2 separate regions of the Mus musculus genome follow, and region 2 is linked to region 1. Evidence: chromatin loops called from intact Hi-C (ENCODE). Cell type or tissue: left cerebral cortex. All regions are shown on one strand.

Evidence for each region. Peaks named below come from ENCODE experiments on the same cell type or tissue, not always from the same donor. Only the 100,000 strongest peaks of a DNase experiment are listed, where the experiment ranks them.
Region 2: a loop joins it to region 1, with 2.1 times the contacts of the local background. A loop is called at or near these places in 5 of 42 quality-filtered maps.

Annotation. Positions count from the first base shown.
Region 1 is chr9:20,580,486-20,582,985 of GRCm38, reverse strand. It overlaps Zfp846 (zinc finger protein 846), which reads right to left and starts at 1,658. Exons shown (of 6, transcript NM_172919.2): 1 at 1,308-1,658. Gm51704 (a long non-coding RNA gene) reads left to right here. Exons shown (of 2, transcript XR_003948290.1): 2 at 1-2,500. In left cerebral cortex, a CTCF peak has its summit at 1,427; a DNase peak (open chromatin) is centred at 1,574; H3K4me3 peaks cover 1,168 bases; H3K27ac peaks cover 665 bases.
Region 2 is chr9:20,511,897-20,514,396 of GRCm38, reverse strand. All of the region lies in intron 2 of Zfp266 (zinc finger protein 266), which reads left to right. Among named protein-coding and RNA genes, the nearest start is that of Zfp266, 8.3 kb to the left of the region's middle. In left cerebral cortex, no CTCF peak of the experiment used is centred here; a DNase peak (open chromatin) is centred at 1,034.

The sequences.
Region 1 (2,500 bases):
TAGACCCTGTGGCCCCGAAGCCTATGTTACTTATTATCAATCCTTACTGCAGCTTTCAAACCTCTCCTTTGGAGCTACTCTAAGTATGTGGGAGTAAGTGGGAAGGGGAACACACTAATTTTTAAATATAACGTTTGATTTCACTCAGAAATAGCAAAACATGACTTTCTTAAAGAACTTGAGACTCTTCAAAAGTTACCTATAGAACCAGGCATGATGCTAGACACCAGAAATTCCAACTCCTGGGAGGTAAAGGCTGGGGAATTAGGAGTTCAGAGTCAGCCTCAATTACATAGCAAGGTGTATGATAGCCTGGGCTACCTGAGACCCTACTTCAGAGAACAAACAGAGGCCATGGAGCCGGGCGTGGTGACGCACGCTTTTAATCCCAGCACTTGGGAGGCGGAGGCGGAGGCGGAGGCGGAGGCGGAGGCGGAGGCGGAGGCGGAGGCGGAGGCGGAGGCGGAGGCGGAGGCAGGCAGATTTCTGAGTTTGAGGCCAGCCTGGTCTACAAAGTGAGTTCCAGGACAGCCAGGGCTATACAGAGAAACACTGTCTCTAAAAAAACAAAAACAAAAAACAAACAAACAAAAAACAGAGGCCATGGAGATGAACCAGCGAGTAAAGGCCAAGCCAGAGAGCCTGATCTCCAGCGCCCAGATGGTGGAAAGTAAGACCAACCCATGGGAACTGATCTCTGAGCTGAGCCAGGGTAATTCCCACTTTTTTTTCTTTTTCTTTCTTTCTTTTTTCTTTTTCTTTTCTTTTTTTTTTTTTTTTTTTTTTTTTTAAACTCTATAGGGATGTACAGGCCTGGAAACTTCAAATAAAGAGAACAGGGTACTCCCATTCTCACCAGTAGAAAGCCATAATCACACAGTATCTGTACTTTATGTATAAAATGTTCAGGGCAAGGGTTAGTAGCTCACTGAATGAGCAGTTCTACTAGCAGTAAAGTCAAGAGGAGGAGAGGTGAAGAAAGAGAAAGGAAATGGAGAGAGTGAGGAAGGAAAGGCATGGAAAATGAAAAAAGGTTAAGATTAAGGAAATAAACATTTAGCAGGCGGTGGCAAAAGCCTTTAATGCCAGCAGAGGCAGGCGGATCTCCAGGAGTTTAGGTCAGCCTGGTCTACCTAGCGAGTTCTGGAAAAGCCAAATAATAAAGATTGACCTCCAAATAGAAATGTTTAGTCCTAGATACCTACGAATACTTTTTCTACCCGAATGTCATGTGGCAGAATTAATCAGACGATGCCAAAGACAAAGCCACACTCTGCAAGGAACAAATCACAGCCTGGGGCGCTCACCCGAGCTCCACAATCGCTGGGCTGTGCAGTGGAGGCGGCGGCTGCAGAGAGATGGCCCGTGGCGGGCTTCTGTGCTGGAAGAGGAATCTGGAAGGCGGCTTCTGCAGAGGGCGAGCGAGCAGATGGAAGCTTGGAGAGCATTCGCCAGAGGGAGGCGGGGTGCCCGTGAGACCCGCCCGTCCTAGGCTTCGGGCCTACGGGGACCGCCCCTCGGCGAGCTGCACACACAGCCACGCCTTAAACTGACCCTCCACGGCCGCCGTCACCCCCCATCCTTGCCTCGGCGACTTCCTAGACGTAAAGATGAACCGGAGGTGAAGACACTGAGAACTACAGGACGCAGCCATCACTAGAAAAGAGTCGGGCCTTTGCAGGCGTCACTTCCGCTTCCGTCCTGGCGTGAAGCCCGGGAGATTTGGGTCCCAGCCACCTTGGATAGAGATAAAATTCTAGGAGCTGGAGAAGGACCCAGGCTGGATTCCCAGTACCCACATGGCAGCACACAGTCGCCCACCAAGCCTGATCTAATTCTTATCTAATCTAATCCCCATCTCTTTTCTTTCCTTCTTCCCTCCCATTCTTCCCTTCCTCCCTCTCTCCCATTCTTCCCTCCTTTCCTCCCCTCTTCCTCCCTCCCCATTCTTGTTTTAGTCTTAGCCTAGGCTTGGTGCCGCTGTGCCTTTAGTCCCAGCATTCAGGAGGCAGAGGCAGGCAGATTTCTGCGTTCAAGGCTAGTCTGAAAATTGAGACTATGTCTCACACACACACACACACACACACACACACACACACACACACACACACACACAGAGAGAGAGAGAGAGAGAGACTGAGAGAGAGAGAGAGAGAGAGAGAGAGAGAGAGAGAGAGAGAGAGAATATTCTCGAGCCAAAATAAGTGACTTTGGCGCAGGAATACAGATTAGCACTTCAAGTTCCATATGCAAATATGCTGTTTCATGAGGTTATTGCAGTAACAAAGAAAATACTAAAGCATATGACATGTTCCCAGACCTTAACACAATTGACTTCATGGTAGAAAACTCAGCCACAAAACTCAGCATGTAGACAGAACCACTAGCCAAAATGAAAACAAAGACCTAATCCATCTAAGTCTGTAGTTCTGGGAAAGTCTTTAAATGTACAAACCTTGCTGTTTGGCTTCTGTAGTTCTCCTTCTGGCTATATGTTCTC
Region 2 (2,500 bases), 69 kb after region 1:
AGCTGTCTGGCCCCTTCAGGTCCCTCTGGCAGTTGATCTTGGCAAAGGAAATTTCTGGTTGTTACCCATGGAATAATTCCAGCCCCCAGGGTGTGTCAGCATTTATCAAAAGTTCCAGGAGCTGGGTTACCATGGGTACTACTTCAGGGAGGGGAAGGGCTATTTGAGTAGAGGGAGGAATTCCAAGATGCACTGCAAACAGCTCAAGTACATCCCCTTTACCTTGTGTAAGGGGTGAAGCCAGGCCTTGGAGCTGCCAGGTGAGCACTCGGTACTACTGAGTGCATCCTGCCAGTGAACCTACGGGATTCGGCAGGTCACAGATACCTGATACCTTGTAACCTTTCAGACAAGGCAGTCCAGTGTGTGTGTATGAGAGAGACAGAGACAGCCAGATAGAGAGATAGACAGGAGAGGAGGGGGCAGATAGAGACAGGCTCTGTTGCCTAAGCTGACTTGGAATTCCCTTCCAAGTGTTGGAGTTAAAAGTGTGTGCTCCATACCCATAGTAACTTCATACAGATGTTCTTGTCACCAGTCTTGTCTTTGTATACCCTTGATTGTCCAGACAAATGGTGGGCAGTTCCTTATGAGTCACTGTACATGTGTCCTGGCAAGGCAAACAGCAAACATTCATTCATCTTCTGCTTTTTAAAAACATCTGTGTGTATGACATATGTGTTTATATGAAGTGTGAGTGTGTGCGTATGACTGTGGAGTCAGGGTAACCTCAGGTGAGAGAGGGAGAGGAGTTTGTGTGTGTGAGAGTGATGCCTCTGAGTTTTCTCTTTCCACTATAGGTTTAGGAATTAACTCAGGCTGTCAGTCTTAACCCACTGAGTCATATTGCTAGCCTAGTAATCCCTTCTTTTAATTTGCTGCTAGGTAGCCTATACCTGGGAACAGTGATAGAAGGGTTTATTCAGAATACAAAAATTAATTTTTTATGAGGCAAGGTCTTGTGTATCCCAGGCTCGCCTAGAACTCACTCGCTAGCCAAGGATGACGCTGTTCCTCGCCTTCCACGTGCTGGGTTTACAGTCTCCTCAGCAGCCTGGCTACCGTGCTGGGGATGTAACCAGGGTTCCATGAGTGCTAGGCAAGCATGCTGGCAGCTGAGCTACATCCTCAGACTGTTTCTTTTTATAGGATTTATTTTTTCTTATTCTGTGTGTATGCATGTGTTTTGTGTATATATCGGTCAAAGGACCTCCTCTCATTTCCCTTTGGCCACAGTATGTACACATGCATTTACATATAGTCGCATACACAATCTCATGCCCACACCACCCTCCACTGGCTGTCTTTCTTTTTGTTGGTCGTGGTACATGGGTTCGGTGGGTTATTGTGTAACTTGGTGTGTCGAGACCTGCATGCTGGACATGGGTTTTGCACTTTTGTGAGTCGAGTTATAGCAGCAGGTGCTTTTGAAAGTTCATTAGAGAAATGAGCTTCCTGCTTCCAGCCATCTCCCCAGAGTGAGGGTTATCAAGTAGGTCGAAGGTTGTCTCCTGAAGAGCCAATGGGTGTAGTGTTTCCCTGGCCGGAAGCTCGGGATGTGCTGGAAGCCTAAGAGTGTGGTTTTCATTTGACAAGAGAACCCTCCATCTCACCTTCCACTCTCTTCACTAAATGCATTGCGGAGGTCTTTTTAATTAAATTAAAAAAAAAAAATTGTGTGTGTGTGTTTTACTTACCTCTATGTCTGTGCACCATGTGTATGCAGTGATCTTAGAGTCCACAGAGAGTGCCAGATTTCTGGATGTGGAATTACAGATGGTTGTGAGACACCATGGGGGTGCTGGTAATCTTGGAGCCTCCAGAAGAATAGCAAATACTGTTAACCTCTAAGCTGTCTCTGGCCCTTGCGCAGAATAGTTTATTGTATTTTTATGGTGCTAAAAATGCTATAGTCCTTTGCCTCAGGAGTATTAGGTAACTGTTCTGCCAGTGAGCTTCATCTCTAAGCCTATTCTGTTCTTGTTTGACAAAGTCTCACCATTTCCCTCCTGCTGGCCTCGAAGTCTGTCTTTGTTCCTCAGTCTTCATGCACAACTTGTATTTGCAATTTTTCTTTTTTGAAAGATGCAGTCTCCCATAGCCCAGACTGGTTTTGAACTCAGCATGTTGCAGAGGATGGTCTTGAATGTCTAATCCTCCTTCCTCTTCATCCTCTGAGAGCTGGGATTAGAGACCTGATTCGTGAGGAGCTGGAAGTATAATCCAGGGTTTTGTGCATTCTTTGCAAGCAGTACTAACTGTAGTATAAACCCAGCCACTTGCATTTTAAATTTAAAAAAAAACCCTTTATTTATTTTATGTGCTCAGGTATTTTGACTCGATGTCTGTATACCATATGCACTATGCCAGTGGAAGCCAGAAGAGGGCATTTGATCCCCTAATCCTGGTGTTGCGAGTCAGTAGTTAGCCACTTTGTGGAAGAGCTGCAAATGCTCTTAACTACTGTTAATATCAACATCTTTTTTCCTAAATGCTGCAG